2 separate regions of the Homo sapiens genome follow, and region 2 is linked to region 1. Evidence: chromatin loops called from intact Hi-C (ENCODE). Cell type or tissue: heart right ventricle. All regions are shown on one strand. Links, peaks and the distances in the headings refer to the core of each region. The heading gives the core; the rest is flanking DNA. Region 1 holds the start of P2RY4 (pyrimidinergic receptor P2Y4). Region 2 overlaps DGAT2L6 (diacylglycerol O-acyltransferase 2 like 6).

What was found. A loop is a pair of places that touch in the nucleus more often than their neighbours do. Peaks named below come from ENCODE experiments on the same cell type or tissue, not always from the same donor. Only the 100,000 strongest peaks of a DNase experiment are listed, where the experiment ranks them.
Region 2: a loop joins it to region 1, with 24 times the contacts of the local background. A loop is called at or near these places in 27 of 110 quality-filtered maps.

Annotation. Positions count from the first base shown.
Region 1 is chrX:70,255,873-70,264,210 of GRCh38, reverse strand. It overlaps P2RY4 (pyrimidinergic receptor P2Y4), which reads left to right and starts at 4,007. Exons shown (of 1, transcript NM_002565.4): 1 at 4,007-6,045. The coding sequence starts at 4,587. The coding sequence ends at 5,684. RefSeq lists an enhancer at 918-1,212. In heart right ventricle, for the core only: a CTCF peak has its summit at 1,033 (motif pointing right); a DNase peak (open chromatin) is centred at 1,050.
Region 2 is chrX:70,190,674-70,199,011 of GRCh38, reverse strand. The region is part of intron 1 of DGAT2L6 (diacylglycerol O-acyltransferase 2 like 6); the gene reads right to left. Among named protein-coding and RNA genes, the nearest start is that of DGAT2L6, 17 kb to the right of the region's middle. In heart right ventricle, for the core only: a CTCF peak has its summit at 1,605; a DNase peak (open chromatin) is centred at 1,591.

The DNA.
Region 1 (8,338 bases), core at 235-8,234:
TGTGAAGGGCCAGGAGGGAGAGGACTGGAACAAACTGGAGGAGTAGGGCAATGGAAGGGTGTCAGCAATAATGGTATTTGTACATCTTATTTATCTCTGTCAGGGAAAAAATAGTAAACTTTTCCTGCATACTAAATTCCAGACATCAATGAGATACCCAAGTGTGTGTGTCCTATAGCAAACAACATATATAGGGCTTAGATTATAGATGTGGGAACCATTCAGTTCAACAAATTATAATTAAGTCATTCATTCACTCAACAACTATTATTGAACATGTACTATGTGGAAGGTACTTGTTTTCTTAACTCTGAATTGGAAGGCATTTTTTGGGGGACAGCAGAGAATATAATTTGAAAGGAAATATCTAGAACATATGTTATAATAACTTTACCTGGAAGGCTATGGGAAAGACAGAGGTAAAATGAGGTACATGTTCTCAAGGAGCTCTGGTTCTGGTATGGGGGTGGGAGGATCAGGAGGAGATGGCCAAAAACACAAATGAGTATAATTCTAGGCTGCCTGTGGTATGTGCCATCTCTGTAGAAATCAAATGTGATAAGAGTGTGAGAGAAGGAGAGATGCATTTTGATTAGAGAGAGATCTGTATGCTGGAGTCTCTTGGCCATTACAATTTTTGATAACCTCTGAGTCATAGTTGAAATCATGAGAGTGGATGTTCCAAGAGAGAAGGGGAAGAGAGGGTGGGGGTAGGGGGAGAGAGATGGTGGAGAGGGAGAGAGAGGAGAGGAGAGGAGAGGAGAGAGGAGAGGAGAGGATCTTTGGGGGAAGGCTCACATGTTGGGGAAGTAGGGGAAAAAAGAGCCAGGGAAGGGGCCAGAAGGAACATCCAGAGGAAGAGGAGAACCGGAGTAAAGCAAAGTCACAGGAACCAAAGTAAAGAAGAGTTTCACAGAAGAGAGTGAGGCTGATCTGCTGCATTCCGTTCCTCTTGGCCCTGGGTGAGGACAGTAAAAGCCAGGCAGGTGTGCCGGTTGGGGAGGGTTGGGAGAGGTCTTTTCCTGAAATAGCCACTGGGCGGCAGTGGTGGCAGCAGCAGCAGCTGCAGCTGTGTCGGGACATGCAGAAACGTAGCAGAGCTAAGTCAGGAGAAATGTAGCAGAGGTAAACCAGCCTGAAGCAGTAGGAGCAGGAAGCTGGCTCAGGCTGGGGCTTCTCTAGTGTAGTGCTTCTCCTTGGGTGTACACCAAACTTCAAAACACGCTTGTCCACCTCTGCAGAGGCCAGGTTCATTCCTGGGAGCAAAGCAGTAACAAAAAACACCTTCTAAACTTGCAGCATTTTATGGTTCACAAAGTGCTCCACACCTGTTAACCAATTCAATATTCAGGAAACCCTAAAAGATTGGTATTATTATTATTCCCATTTCACTGGTGAAGAATGGAAGTTACAAAGAGGCGCCCAGGCTCACATAACTAATAAGTGGAAGAGCAAGGATTTAAACACCAGCCCGTCTGGCTTCAAAAACTTGGGCCTCTTATGTAATGTCACAGTAGTCAGCTGTCCAGGACTCAGGTTATGACTGTGTCCTCCACTGCTACCTTTTATTCCACCCTTTACTCTGCCACAGGGCAAGGATCTTCAGTTTCCCCATCCAGGTTTCTGGGCTTTCCGAGAGATCTAGATTCTAGATTCTAGAAGTCCGCCTCCTCCTCTCACTCCCAGGATCCAGCTGGGTGACATTCTCAGGACCTGAGGATCAAGTAAGTTCAGAGTCCCCATTGCTTCTCAGCTCCATGCAGAGTGGATTCTGCTCCAGCCTGCTCACCCCTCCCCAAAGGCACTGCTTACCTCATCCTCAGAGTCCTCCAGACCGGGTTTGCCTCTAGTGCCTAAGATATACTTACGGAGGCTTAGTTGGCTTCAGGAGCCCCAGATCCTGAGCTGCTGGCAATTCCCTACACCAGGCTCTCAAACATCTAGGCTTGCTCTCTGCACCTTCTCCACTATATTCAGACCAAGTCTCTGGGAGTGATCAAGAGAGACGAGGGGTACTGTATAGAAAGGGGTAGAGTCTGTATGGGAAATGTATTGGCTGGTATCCTTAAGGAGGCATGAACTGTCTCCTGGCCATCCCCTCTTACATGTATAATAGGCATCTCAAAATTTACAGGCTGAAAAGTGAACTCCCAATCTTTCCCCTAAACCCACTCCTGTCTCTGTCAACAGTAACTCTATTCTTCCAGTTGCTCAGGCCGGACATTTTGGAGTAATTTTTGACTCTTCTTTCTCTTATACCCCACATCAGTAAATCTTGCTGTCCCTACTTAAAAAAGTCTATCCAGAATTTGACCACTTCTCATCATCTCCACCACTGTGATCCAAGCTACCATCATCTCTATCAGCAATAGCCTCTTGACTGGTCTTCCCCCTGTACCTCCAGCCCTGCAGTCTATTCTCAATATAGAGCTGGCCAGTGAGCCTTCTAAAATGTAAGTCAGATGACACCTCTCTTCTCTAAACCCTAAGTGCCTTCCCGTTCACCAAAGAGTCCTTTACAATGGCCTCCAAGGACCTTCATGATCTGGTCCCTGCCAAACTCTCTGACCTCATTTTTTACTTTTCCCCTTCTCACAACACCTGGCCTTTATTCAAAAGTCACCCTTAATATTTATTTATTTACTTATAGACAGGGTCTTGCTTTGTCATTCAGGCTGGAGTGCAGAGGTCTGACCATAGTTCACTGCAACCTCAAACTGCTGGGCTCAAGTGATCCTCCTATCTCCGACTCCCAAAGCACTGGGATTACAGGTGTGAGCCACTGTGCCTGGTTTCATTCCTAATATTTAAAACAACAACCCTCTCTATTACCCTTTTCCTTCCCTCTTTATTACCCTTTTCCTTCCCTCTTTAATTTTTCTCCATAATGATGATCACAATCTACATATTTTACTTATTAATTTTATTATCCCCCAGTAGTATGTAAGCACCATTAGGGTGGGAGTTTTTATCTATTTTGTCCACTCCTAAGGAACTACCAGTAACTAGAACTGGACCAGGCAAAAGTAGGCTCTCAGTAAATATTCGTGGTTTTAAAAAAATTATTTATATTTGAGACAGGGTCTCACTTTGTCACCCAGATTGGAGTGCAGTGGCGCGATCACAGCTCACTGCAGCCTCAACATCCCAGGTTCAAGCACTCCTCCTGCCTCAGCCCCCCATGTAGCTGGGACATCAGGTGCATGCCACCACGCCCGACTAATTTTTTGTAGAGACAGGGTTTTGCCACGTTGTCCAGGCTTGTCTTGAACTCCTGAGCTCCAGCGATCTGCCTGCCTCTGTCTGCCATAAATATTTGTTGATTCTTTCCTGGATCATAGCCAGTGGCTTAGAGAGGCAACTTAAGCATAGCAATTAAGTTATGGATGCTAGAGCCTGATCCAAAGGCAGGCCTGTCTTGGTTCAAATCTTGACTCTACCACTAACTAGCAAGACACCTAAACTTTCTGTGCCTTCATTTTTTCATCAGCAAAGCAGAGACAATAATAGTATCTAGCTCATAGAGAGCCTATGGGGTCATTAATAAGTATAAAGCACTTAGAAAAATGCCTGTCACATAGTAAGTGCTATATAAGCATTCTTTGTAATTATATGCATATGAGATTTATATTAAATATCAGTAGTTTAGATTTTCTAAAATCTTTCAATGTGTTGTCTTGCACTTGCCCATGTGAAAATTCGTTTCCCATGTTTCTGCTCACTTACACAGGCTTGTATGATCCCCCTGTAATCTATCTCCAGGGACCTGGCTCTTCATCAGTAAACTTGGATGTTTCCTCGTGTTCTCCCTCCTGCAGTCATTTCAAAGCTGTTAAATAGTAATCTCGCTGGGCCCCAGTTTCCCAATCTGTACAATGAGTGGGTTGGACTAGGTCATCGTAAAGGGCCTTTCTAACTCTTTTAATCTCCCAGGTGGGAGGAGGGACAGGCCCCACCTCCAACTCCACCTCCTTGGATATGCCCTCTGGCTGCCAAGGGGAAGGGTGACAGAGTCAGCTGAGCTCAGCTTCAAGGGGACCAGGTAGGAGATGTGCCAACGTTCTTGGGCAAGGGTGGCAATGGGGCTCCTGGGCTGTAGGCAGGCAGTGGGGAAGGTGTCATAGGTAAATGTCATCTGGAGACACTGTGACCAGGGCACTAGGAGAGGCGAAGGCACTGTGGGGAGAGACACTCCTCTTCCAGGGATATAGCTGTGATGACGAGTCAGAAGACACTTTGGGTCTGGGTATCTTCCCACTTTGGATAGTGCTGGGAGGCCTCCACCCTCTTCAGCCAGCCAGGCTCTTAGGGACAGAGTGAGCTGCAGAGTGAGTACAACCCAAATACACGGGCTGCCTGCCTGAGCCCCAGCACTGCCTGCTGCCCACCACTTCCCAAGCTGGACCAAGGGAGCTTGGGTAGGGGCCAGGCTAGCCTGAGTGCACCCAGATGCGCTTCTGTCAGCTCTCCCTAGTGCTTCAACCACTGCTCTCCCTGCTCTACTTTTTTTGCTCCAGCTCAGGGATGGGGGTGGGCAGGGAAATCCTGCCACCCTCACTTCTCCCCTTCCCATCTCCAGGGGGGCCATGGCCAGTACAGAGTCCTCCCTGTTGAGATCCCTAGGCCTCAGCCCAGGTCCTGGCAGCAGTGAGGTGGAGCTGGACTGTTGGTTTGATGAGGATTTCAAGTTCATCCTGCTGCCTGTGAGCTATGCAGTTGTCTTTGTGCTGGGCTTGGGCCTTAACGCCCCAACCCTATGGCTCTTCATCTTCCGCCTCCGACCCTGGGATGCAACGGCCACCTACATGTTCCACCTGGCATTGTCAGACACCTTGTATGTGCTGTCGCTGCCCACCCTCATCTACTATTATGCAGCCCACAACCACTGGCCCTTTGGCACTGAGATCTGCAAGTTCGTCCGCTTTCTTTTCTATTGGAACCTCTACTGCAGTGTCCTTTTCCTCACCTGCATCAGCGTGCACCGCTACCTGGGCATCTGCCACCCACTTCGGGCACTACGCTGGGGCCGCCCTCGCCTCGCAGGCCTTCTCTGCCTGGCAGTTTGGTTGGTCGTAGCCGGCTGCCTCGTGCCCAACCTGTTCTTTGTCACAACCAGCAACAAAGGGACCACCGTCCTGTGCCATGACACCACTCGGCCTGAAGAGTTTGACCACTATGTGCACTTCAGCTCGGCGGTCATGGGGCTGCTCTTTGGCGTGCCCTGCCTGGTCACTCTTGTTTGCTATGGACTCATGGCTCGTCGCCTGTATCAGCCCTTGCCAGGCTCTGCACAGTCGTCTTCTCGCCTCCGCTCTCTCCGCACCATAGCTGTGGTGCTGACTGTCTTTGCTGTCTGCTTCGTGCCTTTCCACATCACCCGCACCATTTACTACCTGGCCAGGCTGTTGGAAGCTGACTGCCGAGTACTGAACATTGTCAACGTGGTCTATAAAGTGACTCGGCCCCTGGCCAGTGCCAACAGCTGCCTGGATCCTGTGCTCTACTTGCTCACTGGGGACAAATATCGACGTCAGCTCCGTCAGCTCTGTGGTGGTGGCAAGCCCCAGCCCCGCACGGCTGCCTCTTCCCTGGCACTAGTGTCCCTGCCTGAGGATAGCAGCTGCAGGTGGGCGGCCACCCCCCAGGACAGTAGCTGCTCTACTCCTAGGGCAGATAGATTGTAACACGGGAAGCCGGGAAGTGAGAGAAAAGGGGATGAGTGCAGGGCAGAGGTGAGGGAACCCAATAGTGATACCTGGTAAGGTGCTTCTTCCTCTTTTCCAGGCTCTGGAGAGAAGCCCTCACCCTGAGGGTTGCAGGGAGGCAGGGATATCATGGGTGACCTCATCTCTCATAACCCCTTCAGTTGCCGACTCTTTTTAGCCAATGCCAATCTTCTACTCCTTTCTCGTTGTTTCTGTTCCTTCCTGGGGCCATTGGTCCTACAATCTTCCTGAAAATCTTCCCCAGTCCTCTTTCCCTGTCCCATTTCCCCCACAGCCTCCTATAGCATGTGTTTCTCTACCCAGACCAGAGCATTCAGCTGAAGGGGTGGATCAGGCAGAGTCATCTCAGGATTGGCCTGACGTATCTGATGGTGATAACCAGAATCAGGAAGTGGAGGCAACTTCCATATCACAGATGCCGAGGATGTGCCATATGTAGCACCCACACTGACTTCCTGGTTCTCTCTCAAAGACAGCATAGTCTTGCTTACCAAGATGCTGGAATAGGGTGTGATCCCAGGGAGCCTGCATGCCAGGGTCCCCGCATGTAGCTGGGGGCCTGACACTGTTGAACTGGTGTGCAGCATGAATTAAAGTCCTGTGATAGGGTGGGGACCTTAGCTGATAACAGCCTTTGGGACAGGAATGGGACTGGACCTTCTTTATGATGTTTGCTGAGAACATGTATATGACAGCTCTCCTGTACTTAACAAAAGGACAAGTGGATGGCTCAGACTGAGGGGGTGGAGCTCTCACGTCTATGGCTGTAAGTTCTAGCATTGAGGAGTAGAGCAGATTTGTGCAGAGGAAGGTGGTGACAAGAATTGACGCCCAGAGCTAGTGTTTCACTGATCTCTCCACTTTCTCTAGGTCCTGCCCCAAATAAATGATAAATCTGTCACCAGCTCTTTCAGATCAGGCTTCAGGACTTTGAGGCCAGGGTGGAGCACTAGGACTGGGAAGGTTCTTTTTAAAGTTTCCCACCCATTCATTGCTTCTCTCTTCCAGTGCCATCTTAGCACTTACAGGCTTATTGGATCAAGTTGCAGAGGGGAGGGGGGTGCATTGGAAATTGAGAAGCTAACCCCTAAGCCTTGGGAAGTAAGAATTTCTTGGCAGGCATTCTTGAGAAGGGTGGGCTCACACTTACAGGCCTTCTCCCTCTGAAATCACCTTCCAGCCTGTTGGTCTCCTGAGTCAGACCCCAGCCTTGCCTTTCTTTTTTTCCCACCCTTGCTAACCTGTCTCTGATCTCTTACTTATCTAATGATACTAACTCTTATTGGCTTCTAAGCGTCTCTCTCTGTAGAGTAGGGCTGGGGCTGGACTGAAGGAAAAAAAAATGACTTCAGTTCCCCTGAATTTCCCTTTTTGTTTTTTGAAAGGCTCCCACTTTCTCCCTAGATATCCAGGACCTTCTTGCTATGCAGGACTCCTGCCATTAGGAGTAAATGAACCGGCTTTTTTCTCCTCTTCTTACTAGTTCTCCCAGTCTCACAGCCACTGTTGCGTACACTGTTCCTCATCTGCACTCTCTTCCTTTTATTCCTATGACCATGGCCTCTTTGCCCATCACCTCCCCTAACCTGCTGTCCCCACCCAGTAAAGCTGCTCTTTCCATCCCAACTGACTCAGCCTCCTCCATTTCCTCAGTCTATTTAACTCCCATATGCTTAATCGAGATGAACTTTCTGGTCTGTTACTTTAGGGCTGTCTTCCCTTGCACTTTAGCTTTAAACACCTTGACTTTCACCTTAGGCCAATCTCCTTTCTTCTAGGACTGGAGGAAATTGCAGATGAAGCCAGAGAACAAGGCTGGCTTGACCCACTAAGACTTCACATCCTGGAACTTTGCCTAAGCTCTCATTCCTCTTAGCCTGGTGTGTTCCTAGTGAACATTCCACAGCAGCTGTTTCCTGTCTTTTTCACCTCCACAAGTCCCCAAATTCATCTCCTTCTTGTGATCTCTTAAGAGAGTTACCTTGCCTCCTGCGAAACTGAGAAGCTCTAACGCTTCAACTTCCAGTTATCATTCACGATAACTACTCTATATTTGCCCTGTCTTTCTCCCTTTCTTCCCTGAAGTTCCAGAATAAGAGGTGGTCCCCTTTCTTATTCCTTTGTTTACCTCTCTTCATTATTTCAAGTCTCTTCCATCACCCATTTTATCCCATCTTAAAAACAAACAACAACAACAAAAAAACCAAAGCATTATCACTGACACCTTAACCCTGCTGCCGTTTGTCTTTTCTTTTTTCTTTTTTTTTGAGACGGAGTTGCTCTGTCGCCCAGGCTGTAGTGCAGTGGCACAATTCTCGGCTCACTGCAACCTTCACTTCCCAGGTTCAAGTGATTCTCCTGCCTCAGCCTCCCAAGTAGCTGGGATTATAGGCACACATCACCACGCCTGGCTAATTTTTGTATGTTTAGTAGAGACAGGGTTGCATCATGTTGGCCAGGCTGGTCTCGAACTTCTGACCTCAAGTGATCCGCCCACCTCAGCCTCCCAAAGTGCTGGGATTACAGGCATGAGCTACCACGCCTGGCCTAGAAACCTTTTATTGTAAATATTCTCCCTGGTTGCTATAGTCTTTCATATCTATTATTTCAGT
Region 2 (8,338 bases), core at 69-8,068, 65 kb after region 1:
TCAAAGGACAGCACGGCTTGGTGAATGGGAAGAAGAGCACATTGGGCTGGTAGCTGAATCCCCATTCTGGGACCTCTGGAAATTCTTTCTAAAAGCTTGACCCTCTTTCCTGTGCTGAACTGATAAGTCTGCATATTCCAGCAGGGAGGTTACCCGCAGTGTACAGGCTGTTTGATGCTGAAAAGTAAACACGGATTAAAAACCACTCCACTTTGGGAGGCCGAGGCAGGCAGATCACGAGGTCAGGAGATCGAGACCATCCTGGCTAACACGGTGAAACCCCATCTCTACTAAAGATACAAAAAATTAGCCGGGCATGGTGGCACATGATTGGAGTGCTACTCGGGAGGTGGAGGCAGGAGAATCGCTTGAACCCAGGAGGTGGAGGTTGCAGTGAGCTGAGATCGTGCCATTGCACTCCAGCCTGGGCAACAGAGCAAGACTCCGTCTTGAAAAAACAAAACAAAACAAAACAAACAACAACAACAACAACAAAACTGCCCTACTAGGCCAGGTGCGGTGGCTCACTCCTATAATCTTAGCAATTTGGGAGGCCAAAGTGAGAGGACAGCTTGAACCTAGGAGTTTGAGACCAGCCTGGGCAACAAAGCAAGACAGTATCTCTAAAAAACCAAAAAAACAAAAAACAAAACAACAACAACAAAAAACACTTTACTGTGTTCATTTTGTTCCATTCAAAAGTATCACAAAGGTTCAGAAGGGGAAGTCTGTGTTAGCAAATGGCCATAGCAGGCTGTAACTGCAAACACGATACATGTTACAGCAGTGCGAATGAATTCCATTTAAAAAATCTGCATTCATGAGAAAGAGGGGCTAAGTATACATATGGTGAATAAAAAAAGACTTAGCTAAGGGAATGACTTCTTTGACCAGGTACCATGTCATAGCAGATAAAAGTTTCAGGGAAGAAGAAACTCGGGAGTTACCTACCAGTTCTTTGTCTCTTGCATTTTGGACATAAATGAAAATAGCAGGAAAAAGGCTGAGTGGACAGTGCTTTAAAAAGTCATGTTATGGAGTAGAAGAAACCTTTGTAATAGGCTGAATTGCCCTCATAAGCACTGGTCGAGATAGTTGTTGTAAGCATTCAAATTAGACAGGAAAGCGTGGTGGGAGGAGTTTTATGGGAAGCCTGCCATGGAGAAAAAGCCTTGCTATCTATGCCCTTCATCAAAGAGGAGAGTAAATTTGCCAGTTAAGCTTCAGAAGGAAATTCAGATAAAGTTAAATAAGAATAATCACTAATTAAAGTTAGCCTAAGTGTATCATTTCTTTTATATTTTGTTTCAAATAAATTTTGTTTGTTTCCCCAGTATTTAGAAGAGAGCTTGGCACACAGTAGGTGTTCAACAAATATCTGTAGACCAATTGAAAACGAAATAAGCAAATGTTTTCTCTTTTCAGTAGTAAACTTGATAATTACTATTTAGTCAGCATGTATAGTGTTATTTAAATGTGATGTTATTTTAAAAGCATAGACGGATTAGTTGTGTGCCTTTTATCTGATTCATTCATCCACCAGTCCTAAAGGCGGTCTAAGAGCCCTTACCTGGGTAACACCATCCCCCTTGTGGAACCTATTGGAACTGCAGATATGACCCGGCAGGAGACGAGGAACGTTTTTTTCAGAGCAAGGCTTCCAGACCCAGCCCGAGTGTCATCAGTGTCGTGCACGGTAACAAAAGTGGAATTTAAAGATATAGGAGAAATAGAAGCCAAATGTGGAAGAGCTAAGTCTCATGTAAAAAGAGTTCCGTGACATAAAGCAAGGGTATCTGAAGAAGGAATGATGAAGAACAAGCATTTATGTATGTGTGACACTCCCTTAGGTATTATGGCCTTGACACCAGAAGATGGTTCCAATTTCTCTTGTCACGTTCAAGTGAGGCGTCTTGGAGAGGGTTATCAAAGAGGAAGTTCACATAGGTAGGCTCCTAATTTAGTTTGTAGTGAAGATGGCCAAGCCATTCTAATATATGTGCACTGGGGGAAAAGAAAAGAAAAAAAAAGAAGAAAAAAAAACTAATATATGCGCATTGGTAGCTCATCATAATTTTAACTTGCATTTCTCCAATAGCTAGTGATGCGTAACAGCTTTTCATGTGCTTGTCTGCTTTCTGTATATCCTCTTTGGTGAAGTGTCCATTCAAATCTTTTGCCCATTTTTCAATTGGGTTGTTTTCTTACTGTTGACTTTCGGTAGTTCTTTATGCATTTTGGATATAAGTTTTTTTGTCTGATATGTGATTTGCAAACATTTTCTCCTAATCTGTGTCTATCTTTTCATTCTTGTTAACAGGGTCCTTTTTACAGCAAAAGCTTTTAATATTGATGAAGCCCAACTTATTAATTTTTTTTCTTTTATAGATTGTGCTTTTGGTGTCAAACTGAAAGAACTCTTTGTCTAACCTCATGTCATGAAGATTTTTCCCCTATATTTTCTTTTCTTTTCTTTCTTTCTTTTTTCTTTTTTTTTCTTTTTTCTTTCTTTTTTTTTTTTTTTTGAGACAGGATCTGGTTCTGTCACCCAGACTGGCGTTCCATGGCGTGATCTCGGCTCAACTCACTGCAACCTCCGCTTCCTGGGCTCAAGCGATCCCCCCACTTCAGCCTCCAGAGTGGCTGGGACTACAGGAGCATGCCACCACACCCAGCCAATTTATTTTGTATTTTTTTGTAGAGACAGGGTCTTGCTATGTTGCCCTGGCTAGTTTCAAACTCCAGGTCTCAAGTGGTCCTCCTGCCTTAGCCTCCCAAAGTGCTGGGATTACAGGTGTGAGCCACTGCCCCTGACCTCCCCTGTGTTTTCTACTAAACATTTTACAGTTTTCTTTTTTTACATTTAGATCTACAATACACTTCAAGTTCATTTTTACCAGTTTTATGGAGGTATAATTTACAAATAAAAATGGTGTATATTCAATGTGCACAATGTGATGATTTGAGACAGGTATACATTGTGTGATGATTACAACAATCAAATTAATCAATACATTCACCACCATACATAGTTACCCTTTGTGTGTGTTTGTGGCTAGAGGTGAGGATACTTAAGATCCACTCAGCAAATTTCAAGCATATAATACAGTATTATTAATGCTGCTATACTTTAGATTCCCAGAAATTATTCTTTTTGTAACTGAAATTTTGTGCCCTTTGACAAATTTTTCCTTATTTTCCCTCTGCCCCAGCTCCTGGCAGCCACCATTCTATTCTCTGCTTCTATGAATTTAATTTACATTTATTTACAAATATATATATTTAGAGACAGGTTCTCTCTGTGCTGCCCAAGCTGGTCTCAAATTCCTGAGCTGAAGTGATGCTCCCACCTCAGCCTCCTGAGTAGCTAGGATTACAAACATGTGACACCACATCCAGCTCTAATGAGATCATATGGTATTTTTCTTTCTGTGTCTAGCTTATTTCACTTAGCATAGTATCCTCCTGGTTCATCCATGTTATTGCAAATGGCAGGATCTCCTTTTTATGGCTGAATAATATTCGTGTGTGTGTGTGTGTGTGTGTGACACTTTCTTTATTCATTCATCTGCCAGTGGACACTTAGGTCGATCCCACGTCTTGGCTATTACTAATAATACTGCAGTGAACATGGGGGTGCAGATATTTCTTCAAGACACTAATTTCATTACTGTTGGAAACTCCCCACTATTTTCCATACTGGTTGTAACAATTTACATACCTACCAACAGTGTACAAAGATTCCCTTTTATCTATATCCTCACCAAAACTTACCATTTGTCTTTTTGATAATAGCTATCCTAACAGGTGTAAGGTGATATCTCACTGTGGTTTTGATTTGCAGCTCCCTGATGACTAATAATGTTGAGCCCCTTTTCATATACCCTTTGGCTATTTGTATGTTTTCTTTGGAAAAATGTCTATTCAAGTCCTTTGCCTATTAAAAAGTTTATGTTATTTTATTTTTTTCTATTGAGTGGTATGAGTTCTTTATATATTTTAGAGATTAACCCCTTATAAGAGATATGGTTTGCAAATATTTTCTTCCATTCTGTGGGTTGCCTTTTCATTTTGTTGATTGTTTCCTTGGCTAGGCAGAAGATTTTTAGTTTGAGGTACTCCTGCTTGTTTATTTTTGCTTTTGTTGCCTGTGCTTTTGTTGTCATATCCAAAAAATCATTGTCAAGGCCAATGTCAAGGAGCTTTTTCCCTATATTTTCTTTTAGGAGTTTAGTGATTTCAGGTCTTACATTTAAGTCTTTAATCCATTTTGAGTTAATGTTTGTGTATGTCATAAGGTAAGAGTCTAGTTTCATTATTTTGCATGAGGATGTCTAGTTCAACACCATTTATTGAAGAAACTATCCTTTTCCCATTGTGTATTCTTGGGACCCATTTCAAAGATTAGTTGACTATAAATGCATGGGATTATTTCTGGGCTATCTATCTTATTTCATTGGTTTCTGTGTCTGTTTTTATGTCAGTACCATAGTGTTTTGATTACTATGGCTTTGTAATATAGTTTGAAATCAGGAAGTGTGATGCCTCTAGCTTTGTTTTTCTTTCTCAAGATTACTTTGGCTATTCAGGGTCTTTTGTTGTCTCATACAAATTTTAGGATTTTTTTATGTTTCTTTTAAAAATGTCATTGGAATTTTCATAGGGATTGTATTGGATCTATAGCTCACTTTGAGTAGTATAGACATGTTAATAATGTTAATTTTTCCAGTCCATGAACACAGGATATCTTTCAACTTATTTGTGGCTTCTTCGATTTTTTTCAATGTCTTACAGTTTTTGGTATACAGATCTCTCACCTCCTAGGTTAAATTTATTCCTAAGTATTTTATTCCTTTTAGTGATATTGTAAATTGAATTGTTTTCCTTCATTTCTTTTTTGGATAGTTTATTGTCAGTGTATAGAAATGCAACTGATTTTTGTATGTTCATTTTATATCCTGACACTTTACTGAATTCATCTATTAGTTCTAACAATTTTTTGGTGGAGGCTTTAGGGTTTTCTATATAAGATTATGTCATCTGCTAACAGAGACAATTTAACTTTTTTCTTTCCAATTTAGATGCCTTTTATTTCTTTTTCTTGTGTAATTGCTCTTGGTAGGACATCCAGTACTGTGTTGAATAGAAATGGCAGAATGAGCACCCTTGCCTTGTTTCTAATCTTAGAGGAAAAGCTTTCAGCTTTTCACCATTGTGTATGATGTTAGCTGTGGACTTTTCATATATGGCCTTTATTATGTTGAGATCCATTCCTTCTATGTCTAATTTGCTGAGAGTTTTTATCATGGAAAGATGTTAAATTTTGTCAAATGCTTTTTCTGCACCTATTGAGATGATCTTATGATTTTTATTCTTCTTCTCTTAATGTGGTATATTACATTTATTGACATATGCATGTTGAACCACCCCTGCATCCCAGGGATAAATCCCACTTGATCGTGGTGTACGCTCCTTTTAATGTGCTGTTGAATTTGGTTTGCTAGTATTTTGTTGAGGATTTTTTGCATCTATGTTCATCAGGGATATGGGCCTGTAATGTTCTTTTCTGGGACTATCCTTGCCTAGCTTTGGTATCAGGGTAGTGCTTGCATTGTAAAAGGAGTTTGGAAGTGCTCCTGCCTTTTCAGTTTTCTGGAAGAGTTGGAGAAGGATTGACATTAATCCTTTTTTTTTTTTTTCTTTTGACACACACTTTCACTCTGTTGCCCAGGCTGGAGTGCAATGGCGCGATCTCGGCTCACTGCTCCCTGGTTCAAGCAATTCTCGTGCCTCAGCCTCCCGAGTAGCTGGGACTACAGGAGCACGCCACCATGCCTGGCTAATTTTTGTATTTTCAGCATGTTGGCCAGGCTGGTCTCAAACTCACCATGTTGGCCGAGCTGGTCTTGAACTACTGACCACCTAGGAAGCTGTCTGGTCCTGGGCTTTTCTTTGTTAGGAGGTTTTTGATTATCGATTAAATTTCATTTGTCATTGATCTGTTTAGATTTTCTTCCTTCATAATTTATTCTTGGTAGGTTGTATGTGTCTAGAAACATATGCATTTCTTCTAGGTTATCCAATTTGTTGGCATATGATTGTTCATGGTAGTCTTTTATGACCTTTATATTTCTGTGTCATCAGGTGTAATGTCTTCTCTTTTATTTCTGATTTTATTTATTTGATATTGTGTCTCTTTTTTCCTTGGTTAGTTTAGCTAAGGGTTTGTTACTTTTGTTTATCTTAGGGTTATTTTATTCTTTTTTTTCTAGTTTCATGGGATGTAAAGTTAGGTTATTGATTTGTGACATTCCTTTTTTCTTTATGTAGGTATTTATCATGATAAACTTTCCCCTTAGAACTGTTTTTGCTGCATTCTATAAGTTTTGGTATGATGTGTTTCCATTTTCATTTGCCTCAAGATACTTTTTGATTTCCACTTTTAACTCTAACATAAGTGACGAAAGTACTAAAAATAACTACAGCTACAATAATTTGTTAATGGATACATGATATAAAAAGATATAAAGTTAAAAGTGATTTACACACTACCATTGCAGTATTCTGAGTATTTTGGATTTGATGATATATTTACCTTTACCAGTGAGTTTCATATTTTTATATGTTTTAATGTTGTTATTTAGTATCCTTTCATTTCAACTTAAACACCTTTCTTTAGCATTTCTTGTAAGGTAGGTCTAGTCGTGATGAAATCCTTTATCTTTTATTTGTCTGGAAATGTCTTTTTTTCTTGTTGTTAGAGATGGGGTCTCATTTTGTCACCTATGCTGAAGTGCAGTGGCATGCTCATAGCTCACTGAAGTTTGAACTCCTGGGCTCAAGCGATCTTCTTGCCTTAGCTTCCCAAGTAGCTGGAAGTCCAAGTAGCTGGACATCACCATGCCTGGGTAATTTTATTATTTTTATTTTTGTAGAGACAGAGTCTCACTATGTTGCCCCAGCTGGTCTCAAACTGGCCTCAAGCAATCCTCCCACCTCAGCCTCCCAACATGCTGGGATTACAGACATGAGCCACCATGCCTGGCTTTGAGAATGTCTTTATTGTTCCTTCATTTATGAATGACCACTTTGCTGGTTATAGTATTCTTCATTGGCAGTTTTTTCATCTTTTAGCACTTTGAATGTATCATCCCACTCCCTCCTGGCCTGCAAGATTTCTGCTGAGAAGTTTGCTGATGAGGTTCCCTTGTATGTGGTGAGACTCTTTTCTCTTAATGCTTTCAATATTCTCTGTTGTCTTTGACTTTTGACAATTTGATTATAATGTGCTTCAGGATATTCTTCTTTGAGTTGATCTTGCTTGGGATCCTCTGAGCTTCATGAATCTTGATGTCCATTTCTTTCCTAGGATTTGTGAAGTTTCCAACCATTATTTCTTGAAATAATCTTTCTGTTTCTTTCTCTCTCTTTTTCTTCTCCTAAATTATGGGACACCCATAATTAGTAGATTCATTTGCTTATTGTGTCCCATAGGTTCCTTATGCTTTCTTCACTCATTTTCATTTTTTTTCTTTTTTTGTTTCTCTAATTGGCTAATTTCAAATTACCTATCTTTGTGTTACCCATTTCTTTCTTCTGCATGATCAAGTCTGCTATTGAAACTCTTTCTTTTAGTTTTCAGTTCTGTCATTGTATACATCAGCTCCAGGATTTCTGTTTGGGTCCTTTTTGTGGTTTTTATTTCTTTATTAAACTTCTCATCTCATTTATGTGTTGTTTTTCTGATTTTGTTCAGTTGTCTGTGTTCTCTTACAACTCACTGCACTTCAGGATGATTATCTTGAATTCTTCTTCAAGCCTTTAATAGATCTCCATTTATTTGGGCTGTTACTGGAATTATACTAGTTTTCTTCCATGATGTCATGTTTGCTGGATTATTTGTTATTTGTATAGCCTTTCACTGGTTTCTGTGCATTTGAAGGAGCAAATCAGTCTTTATAGAGTGATTTCAGCAGGTTTATGGGGGGGCTTCTGCTAGGTCACTGGGTGGGTCCCTGGGCAGGCAGGACAGGCCCGGGACTGTGGCTGAGAAGGGCTAGAACCAAGTCATAGAACTGCCTCAAGGTCTATAGCCAAGACTGAGGCCTGCGGGCCTGCCTCCATGGGCATGGACAGGTGTGCCTCCTGCCAGGTTCCTGGGTGGACAGGACTGCCCTGTACAGTTGAATGGAGCTGGACCCAAGTTACAGGGCTGTTTCAGGATCTGCTGTGATACCAAGGTTAGCAAGCTTGCTTCCTATGGCACAGACAGGCATGACTCCCAGCAAGCCCCTGGGAAGGCATAATTGCTCCCATACCACAGCAGAGTGTGACCAGA